Linked DNA regions of Mus musculus: regions 1 and 2 are each linked to region 3. A link is a loop called in an ENCODE intact Hi-C map of the cell type or tissue named here. Cell type or tissue: left cerebral cortex. All regions are shown on one strand. Links, peaks and the distances in the headings refer to the core of each region. The heading gives the core; the rest is flanking DNA.

Evidence for each region. A loop is a pair of places that touch in the nucleus more often than their neighbours do. Peaks named below come from ENCODE experiments on the same cell type or tissue, not always from the same donor. Only the 100,000 strongest peaks of a DNase experiment are listed, where the experiment ranks them.
Region 1: a loop joins it to region 3, with 2.0 times the contacts of the local background. A loop is called at or near these places in 2 of 42 quality-filtered maps.
Region 2: it touches region 3 in a loop (3-fold over the local background); 3 of 42 quality-filtered maps call a loop at or near these places.

The regions. Positions count from the first base shown.
Region 1 is chr1:66,276,943-66,282,337 of GRCm38, forward strand. It overlaps a transcript of Map2 not described here. Among named protein-coding and RNA genes, the nearest start is that of Gm24729, 26 kb to the right of the region's middle. In left cerebral cortex, for the core only: a CTCF peak has its summit at 3,415 (motif pointing left); DNase peaks (open chromatin) are centred at 1,016, 1,347, 1,447, 2,840 and 2 more places; H3K27ac peaks cover 1,945 bases.
Region 2 is chr1:66,383,969-66,389,363 of GRCm38, forward strand. The region is part of intron 4 of Map2 (microtubule-associated protein 2); the gene reads left to right. Among named protein-coding and RNA genes, the nearest start is that of Map2, 65 kb to the left of the region's middle. In left cerebral cortex, for the core only: no CTCF peak of the experiment used is centred there; DNase peaks (open chromatin) are centred at 2,964 and 4,868; H3K4me3 peaks cover 1,657 bases; H3K27ac peaks cover 2,980 bases.
Region 3 is chr1:66,175,041-66,180,435 of GRCm38, forward strand. It overlaps a transcript of Map2 not described here. Among named protein-coding and RNA genes, the nearest start is that of Gm51629, 53 kb to the right of the region's middle. In left cerebral cortex, for the core only: a CTCF peak has its summit at 2,600; DNase peaks (open chromatin) are centred at 1,172, 1,790, 2,639 and 3,836; H3K4me3 peaks cover 2,732 bases; H3K27ac peaks cover 1,686 bases.

The DNA of each region.
Region 1 (5,395 bases), core at 329-5,328, 100 kb after region 3:
GTGTACAGTTATCTGGTGTTTGGACCTCCTCCTGGCTGAAGGTGAAGGCCCAAAACAGGATCTTTCCCAAAAGCTGTGTTGCTTTGGCCAGGAAGGTGGCCAGTTGTCTGGAGTCGAAGATGTCGCAGCCTCAGAAGCTCTGTGGCTCTTGCCGGGAAGGTGGCTGGTTGTCTGGAGCTGAGGATGGTGCCGCCCCAGAATCTCTGCGACTCTCTCGCCCGTCCCAGAAACGGCTGGCACTCTGTATTCCACACGGTCACCCGTGCAGCCTGCCCTCCGCGGAGTCCCGGAGCCAAGAAGGCTCCCGCCGGCGCCTGTGCCACAAACCTCTCAGGCCAGGCAGACCCCCGTGCTCTCACCAGGAAGGTGGCCGGCTGTCTGGAGCTGAAGATGGCGCCGCCCAGAAGCTCTGCGACTCTCTCGCCCGTCCCAGAAACAGCTGGCACTCTGTATTCCACACGGTCACCCGTGCAGCCTGCCCTCCGCGGAGTCCCGGAGCCAAGAAGGCTCCCGCCGGCGCCTGTGCCACAAACCTCTCAGGCCAGGCAGACCCCCGTGCTCTCACCAGGAAGGTGGCCGGCTGTCTGGAGCTGAAGATGGCGCCGCCCAGAAGCTCTGCGACTCTCTCGCCCGTCCCGGAAACAGCTGGCACTCTGTATTCCACACGGTCACCCGTGCAGCCTGCCCTCCGCGGAGTCCCGGAGCCAAGAAGGCTCCCGCCGGCGCCTGTGCCATAAACCTCTCAGGCCAGGCAGACCCCGTGCTCTCACCAGGAAGGTGGCCGGCTGTCTGGAGCTCGCTGTAACTCTTGATGTGGCTGCTTTGGGGTGGTACATGGCACTCCAGTGCCTTTAGTGCCTCTCTCTCATTCCACTTATTCCTTTCTAGCCACCCTCTGAAACACTGCTGCCTGCTCTAATGAATGGTGGAGGCTGGAATACATAGATGGCAAGTATACTTACCTGGCCTCTGGCCAACATGGGGAGCTTCATACACACTGATGGCCCTGTCAGGTTCAGCAGTCAAACTGTAATCTATACCTTTAAGGATCATGATACATGAGAAGAAATCCCTTGATAGGGCATGAGAAAAATCTTCAGACCTTCATATTACCTTTTGGCATTTTATACATTTATTTTTCCCTTGCCAGGTGGTCTGGATGTCCTAGATTTCCAGATTTTTCTTCTACAGTCTTGGTGTGAGATGCTTACTGTTGTTTATATATCAAGCGTAACTTATAAAAATTCTATTTGGACAAGCTATGACTAACTATGGTTGTACATAAAAAGGGTGCTCACAGAAATGAGTCTCTCCAGACTGAGCCTCCAACTCCTTCCTTCCTTACAAATGCAAAGGCCCACTGCTTGCCTCGTCGTGCCTGGTCTACTTCGATTCTACCTTTACTAAATATTTAAAATTTACCTTGGGTTCACCTTTTTAATACAGGAAGCCATTTATGCATCAAAAGCTATGCATTGTGGTATGTGTCAATGTTGTTTCACAGGTTATTTTTGTAGTCTAGAAAGGTTGCCATGGAAACCTTGAGGAGGCATTTCAGATGTTCAGTGATTCATAAAGGGCCTCACTTCTGAAGTTCTAATTTATCTCTATTAATTAATTTTAATAAAATTTATATAAGATTTTAGGAACATGAATTTTCTACAGGCATAAGCAGCCATAATCTTTTTCATAAATAAGATAGTATGTTTTATCTGAAAACAGTAAGAAGGTAGTCAAGGTGAGAATTTTTAAAAATTAAGTAATATAATTCACAGGGTGCACATATAAACAGTATGGACCTATTGACTTGGGTTCAAATACTGCTTTTCAGTTTTATATAGTATTAATTACTATATTAATAGTCTGAAAATTTGATATTTTGGGGGAAAAGATAGTGTTATCTTTGGTAAAGTTGTCATGGCATAATCACATAGACTCAATTCCCAATACTTTTATCCCAGCTAGCTAAAGTGTTACTAGCCTATGGGAAGACACCCTTAGCCAAATATCTATTAGCAATTGTCAGATGCTGAGACAATGAGGGACCATTTTTTCTAAGAATGTTGCCTCTGGTGGTCAACCATGCTTATGTGTGGGAAAGCCATGCATCCAAGATGTGAGGAGTGGTACAAATTTGCTTCAATGAGAGAAATAAATGGACACAAAGTTGGGTTGGTTGAGAATGGGGGGAATGTGGAAAGTTTTGAGAGAAAATAATAAATATGATTATTTATATATACATATATATTCCCAAAAATTAGTAAAACTATTTAAAAAGAGAAATTTCATCAGATACAAATTGTATTTTTTCTTTCCCAAAATGTATTCATATGAAATTCTGTATGCACAAGACTGTATAGATAACTTTGTTCAAGCTTTCAGTTTCTGCATTACTTTGAGGTTTCTTTTTCATTTCTTTCCATTACAAAAGTCTGTGGGGAGACAAAAACCTTGGTAGAGGAACCAATTAGTTCCATTTCCTGCAGTATTTCTTTTCTTGTGGCTACTGGATTTCAGCCAGTTCTATTTTTGCATTTACTTTCCACCAATGCATTCAGTTATATTTTTTCTAGATAGATAGTTTTTTGTTTTTCATTTTGTCAAAATGGGATTCTTATGGCATGCCACGAGTCGAATGTTTTCAAAGCTTAAAAATCCATACTGAGGAGAGACATTTTTATATCATCTAACATACCTTAGGCTTTAAAAACCAGCTTGGTAATCCTGAAAATCTTTTTCACCAACAGTAGATTAGGGATGCCCGAAGAGTTTTCTCCTGAGTCTGTGCTTTGGGGGAGAACAGTTAGCCTTGTGCAGCTGTGGTTTAAAAGAGGAAACTGGGTGTCTGGGAAGTGATCTCCTGAAAATGCAGAAACTGAAAGATGAAATGGGAGCATACATAGCAGATTTCACTAAGCAAGCACGTGCAAATTCAGAAGCAACTGGGAACTCTCACTCACAGAGTCCACATCTGAACACACAGCAGGTATGGGAGTGCAGCTGAGGGTTTTTTCCAGGCCTTTGATTGTTGGTTGGTTTTTCTTTTTCTTTTTCTTTTCCTTTTTTCTTTTTCTTTTTTCTTTTTTTTGGTGTATAAGTTGCTATGCACTTAGATAATGTACATTTCCCTTACAGGATATAAGGGTTTAAAAAACAAACAGATTCTCTCTGGGAGCAAGTTATTCTTTCCTACCTTCACTTTGTCCACTGTATATTGAAAACAAAAAACAAACAAACAAAAAAACCAAAAAACCCAAAGCCTTCGAATGCATTGGATTTGCCATGTAACTTGTTTGTGCCAGATCCTTACAGTTCTGTTCTCTATTATCCTGGAAGTGAAAGACGGAGTTGTCGCTACAGTAAAAAATGTAATGTTCACTAAAATCAAACAGCAACCCTCCCTCTGGTGGTGAGTGGTGTGGTAGAAGAGCTTCTCTTCAGATCTGGGAAACACAATGTGCTCCATCCTCAGCCTGCCCTGAACTGCATAGATGGTAAAGATGTGGTTGACTAAAGCCAATGGCCTGCCAAGCCAATGCATGCTTCCTATTCTCTCTCTCGGATCCACCTCACAAGGAGCCTTCAGATACATGGCTGTAGCATCTGTTTCCCATGAATTCCACTCATCCATCAGCAGTCCTTTCTACTAGCTCTGCTGTAGGAGATAAGAAGTTGCTAACATTGGAAGTAGGATTAGTCTCTGCTTAGTTGCTTAGTCATGGCAACTCTTACATCTGATACCTGGCAGCCAGCCTCCCTCCTGTATAAACAAAGAACCCTTCGTCCTCTACCTGTTAGAGCCAATGTTTTCCCTCGGAGAAACTATGCATTATTGATGTACTTGCTTTGGTTTTTTTGTGTAATTATTTTTGATTCATTTACCTAGCACACTCATGATATCAGAAATGTTCTTCTTTGATCCCTAGTGAGTCACTAACACCTAGCTCAGCTTATGACACATGCTAAGTACTCTCTTAGTCAGGGTTTCTATTGCTGTGATGAAACACTCTGACCAAGGCAACTTGGGAGGAAAGGTTTCTCTCAGTTGGCATTTTCAGGAGACAATCTGTCACTGAAAGAAGTCAAGGCTGGAAATCAAACAGGTCCAGTACCTGACTGAAAGCAGGAGCTGATGCAGAGGCCATGAAAGAGTGCTGCTTACTGGACGGCTGCTCATAGCATCCTCAGCCTGCTTTCTTAGAGGGCCCAGGACCACTAGTCCAGGGATGACGCTACCCATAATGGGCTGGATTCTTTTATACATACCTCTACTTAAGAAAATGCGCCACAGGCTTCCCCCAACCCTGATCCTTTGGAAGTATTTTCTTACTTGAGGGTCCCTCCTCTTAGATGACATTAGCTTCTGTCAAGGTGACATAAAACTATCCAGCACAGTGCTAATGAATATTAATTCAATGAATAAATTCAGTTACTAAGCTCATTCACTGATTGGCTGTGTCCTTTGTGTTAATCTTCCTTCTTGAACACACATGAACTTAGCCTCTTCTTTTCTCTTTTTTAATTCTCACACGTTTTCTTTCTTGTGTTACTTTCCTTCATGACAATAAGGGCAAGGGAGGTGGATGAAGAAATTTATGCTTCCAGAGCTTTCTTGATGCCTAATACTACACCATGTGTGGCCATGTTGTCATAGGGGTGAAAGCTGTATTCTGATTTTAGCATCCTTTTGTTCTTCCTTGATGTACTACAGTGATTTTTCCCACTGTGTTCCCTCCATCACCACCAGCAACATCATCTAAAAGATTGGAAAAGCAAGTTCTGAGCCTTACTCAGGTCTACTGATTCAGAAGTATGTGGCTGCAGCCCTGTGACATAGTTGCTTAAGATTCTCCATGTGGTACAGATGCTGAAATAGGAGAGTCAGGAGTAGGGCAGGATTGACTACCACACTTGATTTTTCACTTTGCAATTTCTCTAAATTTGTTTTTTCAAGCAAACTCTACAGACTTACTTTGTGAGGTTCACTAAGTCAAGTAACAGTAACGTACTACTGAATTGATGACATGATGGACATAATAGCATAGTCTCCCCAAATTCAGAAGACACCATTTCCAAAAGAATAGGATGCATTTCTTATAACTAGTTATTTTGAATAACTGTCCTTTCTTTTTCCCTTGCCTTCTCTTCCTTTATCTTCTCTTTTTTTCTTCTTCCCTTCTCTCTCTTTTTTACTTTCAGATCTCTTCTCCTAAATCCATAGATGATGTATATGTAACCTCAAGCCCAGAAACCATAGTAGGTGACCCACTACTTGTTATTTTACTATAACTATATTGTTATTATAATAACAAGTATCTATTAGTGATAAAAGAGAACAAACACTCCATAATTCTACAGAAACAAAAATTATAGTATTCTTCAGTATTTCAGTTTT
Region 2 (5,395 bases), core at 329-5,328, 210 kb after region 3:
GAAGGTGGGTACCTGATGGGAACTAGCGTTATATTTGGAGGTGACCATTTCAAATAGGACCAAGGAGCTCATTCTTTTTTGTTTGCTTGCTTGCTTGCTTACATACACTGTAACAGTATATCATATTTCTTCCATAAAGAATAATCCTCAAAAACCCAACTATTTATATAGAGCACTCCTCAGTGGGGGGGGGGAGGTCCTCAGCTGTGCTTGAGGTGGCCACAAAACTCCTAGTTAACTCAGAATATCTCTTCTACTTTCCTCTTGGCTATGGTTGTCTCTTTGTTTCCAGAAGTTATTTTCCCTGAGCTCATTTGTAATCCATCTCCATAAACAGGTTTACATGGTCAAGGATGGGACCATCATATCTTCCCAAGACTGGGCCTCCTTTGGCCTGGTGTCCTACCATCTCTATCTCTTACCCTTTGGACGTTCATTTTCATTTATGATCGTTGAGACTTTTGGAAGGTGCACATCTACAGTCAACTTGATTTTGTCCTTGTGCACTGAGACCAGGATTGGGGAGCAGGATATGTTAGAAGGCAATAGTATTTCAATCTTAGTCCTTATATTTGTTAGCTGTGATCTCCTGCCACACAATGTAAAGGCAAGCCCACAGAAAGGTGGGTGGGCTTTTTTTCCTTGTACTAAAGTGCCATTTTTAAAGCTATGCCATGGAAGGATGTAAATACATGTGAAACTATTCAGAAGCAAGCCACTAAATCAACAGTTAGGCTTTTTTTTTTCGTTTTAAAATTGTTATCCAAAGCATAATTTAGAAGAATATTAGCTTGGAATAATCTGTTCTTTTCCTTTGCACTTTATTAAACAAAGCAAGAGAAATATGTTTTGGCCCCCACAGAATTTACAGAGTGACAATTAGGCACCTCATCTATAAGTTTCTGATCCAGAAGCTAGGATCAAAGTCATTAGAATTCATATTAAGTTAGCATGAGGTTACTTGGAAAAGGGCAGAAGGCTTGATTGTATCTATAAAAACCAATAAATCTTTGTATCTAAAAATGTAAAACACTTTGATCAGAACATCATTATAGGAAGCGGAAATGTTTAAAGTTACCTTTCAAGTGGCATTTTAAGGATGTGGAGACAGTTTCCATACTCGGTGTGCTCGTGACTTGGCAAAGTCACTGGTTGTCACGTCTTTTGATGTCCTGTTGTCGATGGCATTGAGTCTCATCCTTGCTGAGTACAGTTATGAAATCACCTTAATATAATGTAAATGCCAATGGTAAAAGCCAGATCTGCAAAGGATGTGTTAATTCTGTATTCCTCACATTTGTTGAACACCATTCTTTCTCTAGAGATAGAAAAGTCTCTGATGCCTCTCTGTTCCTCAAGGGATGCTTGCAAAACTGGAGTCTGTTCTCCTTATCTGCTCACCCACTACTAAAGACAACTGTGAATTAAACAAATCTGAAAGAAATTGTGTTTGGACAGAATAATAGTGCTTTCCTGCCAGTCACTGTTTCTTACTTAATGCAGTATATCAATTATTAACATGGAATTTGTACACCATATCCATAATATAAGCAGTCTAGAGATGGCTTAAGACATATGTGCAGATTGCAGAGGCCTTATGCAAATGTTATGAGATTTTACATAAGGACTCGAACAATAGATTATGATATTACAGAGATCCTGAAACCTTCCCTCCACCTCTCCCTACCTTCCAACACAGGACACAGAAGGACAATTGGAACCCCTTGCAACTTGGTTTCATTCTGAATTGTCTTTTCTCCAAGAAGAGATGTAATTTTTGTGTATAATTTATCATTCATTTACATTCTAAGCAGGCTGCCCACTGACAAGTCTTTCAAGATTCCTTTAGATTAGAGGTTTTATTGTTTTGTTTTGTTTTTGTTTGTTTGTTACCTGAAAGAATTAATCTTGTAATATCGACCTTTGTCCATCTAGAAGACTAGCTTTCCATCTTTCTTGGGTGTAGTCATCACCTGAGACCATGTACTACAGGGTCCAAGCTCCTTACTTTTTAGAAGAGAGCTCCTCTCTTGCCCCTCTGCAGCTGCCATCTATGGCAGGCAAAGTGCACATTTCTGTTGTAGAACTTATATTCACACTCCTAGAGCATGGCATGAAATCATAGCGTGAGTCTCAGTTTCCTCCAAAGTGGAGACTGAAGGGCAGCCGAAAAGAAAAAGATATTTATAGTTGTCAAGGTATGCAAGTTTTTAAGAGCAGACATGAGTGACTTAAGTTGTTCTTGGGTATGGGATTTGAACACTAATAGGAGAAAACAAGTCCCCAGATGAAGTGGCTCTTTTTTGCATATCACTTGGGGTAAATAAAAAAATAGAAATAAAATAAAATAAAATAAAATAAAAAGGAAGGACATTTCTTTACCTGACTCCCAACCATTCTCGACAATCCCTTTTTTTTTTCCCCTGGAACATCTATATTTTCAGTTGTATTTTCCAGGTCTACCCCCTACCCAGGAGGTGATATAGCTTTCTCTCCTTTTTAACATCCCCATAATTCAAGCAGCCCCATAACAGACAGGCCCAGACCCATAAAATTATTGTTGCATAGACCGTATATTGAAGCTGGAAAACACATAATAGGCGCAGAGGTTGGCATCGCTCAAATGCAAACAGCCAAGAGCTCTAACCTTTCTGTTCTTCCTTTTCAACCTTAGGAAACTGAAACCTGCCTTTTGCTACCCTCTTATTCTTATTCTTCCTTCAATTCTCAATTGAGATCCCCTTTAAAATACAACCTACTGTATACGCTACATTAATGTACGCACAGCAAAATAGCTCGGCGCCATTTCTCCAGCAAAATGACTAAAGCTATCCGCATAGGCCCCTGAGGCAAATAAACAAGCAGGCCTAACAATACAAGAGGTTGCAGATTTTCTTCTTGTTGTTGCCATGCCAACCACTCATTGCTCTGGCTGCCATTTCCCTGAGCTCCGCAGAGAGAGGCGTGTGCAGAGCAGTTACTTAGCATTCAAGGGTGGATCTGCAGGAAAACACACAGGCTTGCTGCAAACCGTCCGGCCTGGCAGCACCGGTGGATGAGACCAGAAAATGGGAATCTTTTCAAGACTTTCCTCATGAAGGTTAGGCATCTGGGCTAGAAGGAATGAGAGAGATGTAGATTTTTTCTAATTAAGGCACTTCTATAAGGTTTGTATCTGTGGTGATTGCTTTGTCCTGCCTGCATGGTTTCTACCAGATGAAGCGGGTGTGGGTGTGCACTTCTGTCATACTGTACAGCTTGTTGTATTGATGCCTACTGGATCTGAGCCTATCAGGGCCAGCTTTCATGGACAGTGCCATACAGAATGATGTCTCTTGCTCCTAGGAAGGTATGGGCTTATATATACCCCAGCTAGAAGGGTCTATGCTTTACACAATAGAGGAAGCAATGAACACCAAGTAAAGTTTTTCATCTAAATATAGAGTCATGTGATGCTTCGTTGATCATGTTTGCTTCTCAGTCAAAGTCACAGCAGGGTGACATTGTCTTAAACCAGTAATTCTGAATCAAAATATCGGGGAAAAAATGGTTTCTTGAGACTGTTCCTATTAAACCCAATGACTCAATATATTGTAGGATCGTTTCGGAATTTTAAATGCCTACAAACTTTTGAATTGACATCAGCAAAGTTCTGTCTCATAAGACATAATGTGATGCTTTAAAATGTTGATTTATTGGCACACAGTTGTTCTTGTTGTGTTCTTGAATCTAGTGGGACCATCTCGTTTGTCTTGGTTTCTATTAAATAACAGAACCACATCAGAATTGATATTTTAAAAAGTATTTCATCAGTCCCTTTGGCTAATTGACACTTAAAAAAACATTTTACTGGATTTGAGTTATTACCAAGTCTATTGTGCTAAAAACAATTTGTGCCAATTTGGTGTGTGTGTGTCTGTGTCTGTGTGTCTGTGTGTGTGTGTAATTAAATGTAGATATAATTTAATTATATTTTATGATTTTCAAACTTTCTCCTATATTTTCTAATATCCTGACTTTTTTTCTCATTTCTAATTTGCTGTTTTATTTTCTCATGATGATTTATTTCGTTGCTTTCCAATTTCTGAGGGTTAGAAACAATCTCCATTTAGAGAAAAATTCTCACCAGTTTATAAAATATTTTTATTTAAAATGGATTATGAGAAAATAATCAGCAATGGAAGTTACTGTTTTGAGATTTAGTTCTACTTTTTGGCAAATCCTTGGCTTGATTAATATTATCAAGGAATTTTTGATGTTCACTCTATTTCTACTTCTATATATTCTTTCCTTACAAAACAAAAAAGAAGAAAGAATGGAAGGGGGAGGGAGGGACAGAGGTTGGGAGGGAGGGAGGGAAGGGGAGAGAGAGAAAGAGAAATGTGGTTTTAGTTTAACAATAATTTTCAGGTATCTTGAGAATATATGTGTAATCAAACAATAACGTAACATTTGAATTGTATAGTAATATGTTTACATATCTATGCATCTATAAACATATAGACTAGTTGACAATATTGCTAGTTTATATCAGAAAAGTATTTGGCACTGAATGGCGAGTGCTTGGGCTTTGAGTTTGCCTTTGTTGCAATTCCTGAGTAGCTTGGCGATACTAGGCAGTAAACACCTCCCCCGACCTTCTTCCACAAGCTCCTTAGATACACTGAAATTCTGCTTTGGCGTGGAGAGCCTTTCTCCCTTCCTCCCTGTATCTTCATGCTTCATTGCTCCTTAGCATGTTACAGAGAGCATTTGCACCTGCACTCGGGGGAATATGGAAATTCGCATCAAGAACAGATGAATAGAACAACTGGTGTTGTTGCCTGACAAACCCTGGTGCTTCCAGCCTTATCTGACCAGGCAGTGTGAATCCTGGGGGACAAGCTGAGCCACATGCTACCCGCTCACCATGCAGCAGCTCTCGGCAAATGAGTCACACTGTTCAGCTACACTCATAAAAAATACAATTCTTACCTAGCTAAGATGCGGAGGAGAGAGAGAGAGAGAGAGAGAGAGAGAGAGAGAGAGAGAGAGAGAGAGAGAGAGAGAGAGAGAGAGAGAGAAGACAAAAGCATGTGTGTTGGGTTCTCCCTCAGCTTCTAACAGCTATACAAATGCTAGGTGTTTTACCATAATATGAAAGTATGAAAATAATTTGTCTGTTATACAAATATGAAAGTAACATGTCTGTTTTTAAAATTTGTTGCAAAAAACCTCAAATTTTCACAAAACATTGTACTTGGATAAGGGAATACATTTATAGTAGAGCAGCCTGAACATTAGATTTGAGTCTAAATTTGAAGTACAGATCCCGACTGTATTGGCAAAAGAGGACCTCCTTCCCTCATGGGTTCCTCCAGCCTCAGTCTTCTGACTAGACTGAAAACCTTCTTTT
Region 3 (5,395 bases), core at 262-5,261:
GCCAAGTCTCCACTGCCCTCGCCGCCCTTGGCCTTGGCTGGGCGGGGCTCTCTGGGGCTCCAAGGCTGGCTGTCCCCGCGGGGCGGGCTGCTGGCTGCGGCAGGAGGCGGGGCCCGGCGCTCCCCCTCCCCTACACTGCGACGGTGGCAGCTTAGCGCGGACCGTGGCGGAGCCAGGCTGGGGCGCGCACGGGGCGGGAACAGCCGGGGCGGGGCAGCCGCGGAGCCTGGCTGGGGCGCGCACGGGGCGGCGCTCGGGCTGCGCGGGCTCTCGGCGGTGGAGGCGGCGGCGGCAGCAGCATCCTCTCTACCTCCGCTTCCCTACGGCCTCTTTCTCTTTCCTGTCCTTCTTTCCCTCGTTTCTTCGGTCGCCGGGTCTCCCCGGCTCCTCCCACGGAGAAGCTCTAGCTCTGCGAGTAAGCTGTGACCGCGGGTGCGTCCTCTTTCCGCGCCCAGGTAAGACATCGTCCCGCCTAGCTCAGCCTGGTCCTTCCTCCCGTGCCTCTGCCAGAGAGGAGCCGCCAGCCAGGAGAGCAGGAACCGGACTGGCTGGTCTCTGCTGGACCGGTCCCCTGTGCCACGGGAGGGAGTCCGCGCAGGTTGGCGCTGTCCAGGCCTGACCTCTCCAGATGTCACACCAGGGCAAGAGACCCGGCTAGGTACTTAAGCTCTAGATTTGAAGATGAGCCAGTGACCTTGTTAGGTACCACTTAAAAAACCACTGGAAACTTCGGTTCAGGCTAGGGTGTATGTTTTGAGAGTTAATATTGCCCGAGCTATAGAAAGAAGGGTAAGAAATTATACAGAGACCCTAGGGAAGAGAATTAAAGATAGAGGATTTATTTTTATTTTATTAATTTGTTATGTGTGCCTGTCTCTGTGTGCTCACAGACACAGAGCTCTGCACAGTGAGGAAAGAGGTGAGGGGAGCCAAGCCAATTTCAAATTTCAAATTATTTCTCCAGAGACAACAGGAAGAGGAGAACTGGCATACATTGGTAATTTGGGGAAAATGAAAAACTGTTCTTTGGTTGTAGAGGGCGGGGCTCCAAGGTACAAGCCTGACAGAGCTTGGGTTTCTATGCAGTCCTTTCTTCCCAAATGAGAGGGGTGGGAACCCAGCTGCATCTGCTCTTCAATTCACTTCTCAGTTCTAAAGCCTTTCTTTGGGGGTGGGGGACTGAACGAATGACTGCCTTCCCTATCCTCGCCTTTGTTCTAGGGTGGAAATCTAAAGGCAGAGCGTGCCTAGGAGCCCTAGTGGGGAGGTGTGTGTTTGGTGTGTAAGGAGGGGGAGGGGAGAGTGAGCACTAGAGTCAGAAAGCACCATTCTTGAAAGCTTAAAATTGGTGTTTTTTCTTCTGGCACCGTCAAAAAGGTTTGGTTAGTAGCAAGCTGACTTGTGATGATAACTGGTTGCCCTCTGTTATAAGCTCTGAGTGTAAAGCATCCAGGACACCTTTTGAAACTGGGTGTGAAGCTTTTGTCAAGATGCAGACACACACGCACACAAGCCCTACAAACAAACATACTACAAAATGGAGTGGACAGCTAAAAGGCACGTCTTTTAAGATTTGTTTTCTGGGGCTAGAGGATATGCTATAAATGAAATGTATGTCGAAAAACAGCAAGAAATAAGGTCAACAAAACTATCCTTGGGTGGTGCAGACAGAGTTCCACATGTGGCACAGAAAAATTAAATGAATATTAGTAAGGAGCTAGCTTAAATATTAAAAATAAGACAGAATTTTGTTTAAATGATCTGTGGGAGGAAATGACTGGAAACCGAAGTGGAGGCACATAGCCACAGTGAGGCAATGGAGAACAAAGCCTTTTATGTGAGCCACATTATGCAAAAGGTCCCTATGTGTGAGCAGCAGGTACCAGCCCCATGTAAAAGCAGAACACTGTCACTCTGTCATTTTACTGTGGGCCGGTATGATATTTTTGGCAGTCAAAATAGATGGAACAAACAAAAGCCCTTTAAAATGCTTTTGATTTTATGTCCACAAAGAAGATTACAGCCTAGGTGACAAGAGCATTCCTTCAGCGGAACCTAGTGTCTTATTTTTAGTAGAAAACCTTATGGATTTGCAAATCATTTCTAGTCATCTCCCCCCCCCCCCCGTGCACACAGGACCTCCCTCGTCGAGATGAGGTGAAAGTCCTGTTTTTCTTTCATTAGGAAAGCATTGTACTTGTGCCCATGTCTGTGTATATATATGTCGTAACATTAATTACCTTGAAGTTTTTGTCTCATTCTTTCAGCTTAAGATCTGCATTCATGATTTTGGTGTTATCAGACCACTGATTTCTTACTTGATACAAGCTGTTTATCTGTGGGTTGTTTAATTTTATTCTTTCATATTTCTCAGTTGGCTGGAACCTTTATTTAATTTCCAAAGTTTTTTTAACCTTGTAGGTGGGAAATTGTTTGAGCTACAACAAGACATCATGGCAGATTATAAATTTAGTTCCCCCTTTTTAAAAAAAAACCTTAATATTTTAGTGATATTAATTTGTATATTCTTTGTTTCTCTCCTGTCTTAACTCCTCCCCTCCCCTCTAACCAAGCAAGCCCTTTCTTGCTGGCTGTTCTTGTCCTGTTTCCTGCCCCTACTTTTGTCTAGACTACCACAGGTGGAGCCAGAGTGTGCAGTGTGCAAGCATTTTGAATTTAGGATGTGCTCACTCTATAGCAGCATGCTTGCTCTCTCTCTCTCTCTCTCTCTCTCTCTCTCTCTCTCTCTCTCTCTCTCTCTCTCTCTCTCTCTCTCTCTCTGTCTCTCTGTCTCTCACTTGTTTACAGCACCTTCTCAGGGAGGAGGGAGAAAGAATGTGCTGAGGGAGCCTGACCCAGTGAAACTGGCACAGCCATGACCTCATGCCAGTAGGTGATGCAGTCTCATTGAGGGAGCCGACATCCTCTCAATGGAAACCGAACTCCAGCAGCACGCCCGCCCATCTCAGGCCAGCAGCCCCACTCTTCCCACAGTGGCCTCTGCCAACACTGCTCTGCTAAGGTTAAAGGCAGAGTTTTCTCTTTATTTCTTTTCAGGGGTCTTGGATTTGGCCAGAAACACACAGCCAGACATGAGACTTGGCACAGAATGTTCTAGGTCTGAAGGAACAATTTCAACCCCCTCCCCCTGCATCCCCTGTTTTAAACCACTTTATACATTTTCTAAATGTCAGACTGAAGAAAGGAAAACAATTGCTTGTTTGGTAGGTTTTTAAATATTTCCTTAGGACACACATATATTTGTTGAATTTTACTGGCTGTCAGATGGCAGAACAGATTACACTGTTGCACTTTGGCATTTAAAATCGGTAGGTATTACATTTGCTTAGATGTAGAAATGACATCAGATATAACCCCCCCCCCCCAACCCTGTGATTCACTACTGTCCCTGTGAGGCAGAGCGTAGGAAACTGACTTCTAAGTGGGTGGGAGGGAGGAGCTTAGGGTGACTCTTACTGTTAAATACTTGTCAATGCTCAACTGATTAAAATAACCAGAGATAAAACACTCTCCAATCAGTATTAACCCTTAATGCTAGGACTTAGGTAAGTCACTCATTTAAGGAGGCATTTTGGAACATTTGTTGACTCTTGTGTCGGATCCCCATGAGTTACAGATGTTACTACGCTCTGGCACTCTTATGTCACTATCTGAGTTATATTAGTTCTTATCAATTTCCGATATTCTCAGAGAATGATGAGCTCTTGCAAGCACCAAAAGCAAATATGGGACTACTAAGGAAGATGGGATCTATAAAGGGCTGAAACCAAAGGAGAGGGTCTGTGGGAAAGTCTGGTGGGTGGTAGCTTAGAGGGGAAGAGGGAGACAAGGAATTCTCAGGCACCAAGTGTTTGTCCCTGTAAGGGTGCAGATGAGATCTTGTGGACGTGGGTGGAGGTGGAAGAAATCTGTTTTGCTTTTTACCTCAGTGCAATGCTGTGTCCCCTCTCCTCCCACATCATTACATTGAGCTGAAGGCTGTGGGTACTTTATGGGATACTTATTGAAAGCAGGTCTGTGCTGAATTAAAAAGTTTAAAACAATGTGAGCACAATCAGTTGACTTTATGGGAAACATTTTGAGTCTAACCTTTGAACTTTGAACTTTGATCATTCCTCTCCAAGAGATGAACTTTCCTATTTGTGCTAACATGTTCAGCTGTGATATATTTTATTTACATGTTTTAGGGGAGTTGTTTGGCAATTGGAACAGAAGAAAGAACAGACTCTCTTTCAGTCTGTTGTTAAGTTTATATTGTACACAGGGGAGGTTTTAAAAACATTTTTTGTTGTTGTTACAACATGTAAGTAACATAAGGGACACATTTCTATCTATCTATCTATCTATCTATCTATCTATCTATCTATCTATCTATCTATCTATCTACCTACCTACCTACCTACCTGCCTATCTATTGTCTGTCTGATTTTTGAGACTCTTAAGATTTTCAGGGAAACCTAACCTTTAGTTTATTTACTTTGAGACAGTGTGTCTCCATGTATCCTGACGTAGCATAAATGGCTTGAAATTCCCAACGGGAGCTCAGACTTACTTTGAGGTCTATTCTCCTTCCTCAGGGTCTTTCAAAGCTGGATCACAGGAGTGTTCTGTGATACCTAGCTAAACTCATTTGTTATTCTTCACATTTTTCTTTTATTGAAAATATATCCTAATTATAGTTTGCCCTCCCTCTCCTACTTCCAATCTTCCCTCCACTCTGTGTCCTCCCCGTTTTTTCCCCCCTCGTTGAAAAAGAACAGACTTCTAAGAGATAACAAATAAACATGAAAAATTAAAATATAATATGATAAAGCCAAACTATCATATCAGAGTTGGCCATGGCAACCCAACAGAAAGAGAAGAGTCCCAAGAGCAGGCTCAAGGATCAGAGACCACTTAGTTGCACAGTCAGGAGTCCCATAAAGATACTAAGCTAATAGCTATAATGTGTATACAGAGGACCTGGGGCAGAGCTGTATAGGCCCTGTGATAGCTGCTTTGTTCTCTGTGTGTTCATAGGAGCCTTGTTTAGTTGATTCAGAGGGCCTCATGATCCTTGTGTCTGCCATCCCCTCTGGCTCTTATACTCTTTCTTCCTCTTCTTCCTTAGAATTCCATGAGCTCCTAGGGTAGGAATTTGATGGAAACCTCATATTCAGTCTCTCTCTCTCCCTCTCCACCACCCACCACCCACCCCCACCCCGAAGTTTAATGTCTGGCTGTGGGTCTCTCCATCTAGTCTCATTTACTGCAGTAGGAAGCCCCTTTGATGATGACTGGATAAGGCACTGATCTATGAGTATAGCAAAATATCATTAGAAGTCATTTTACACACACACACACACACACACACACACACACACACACACACACA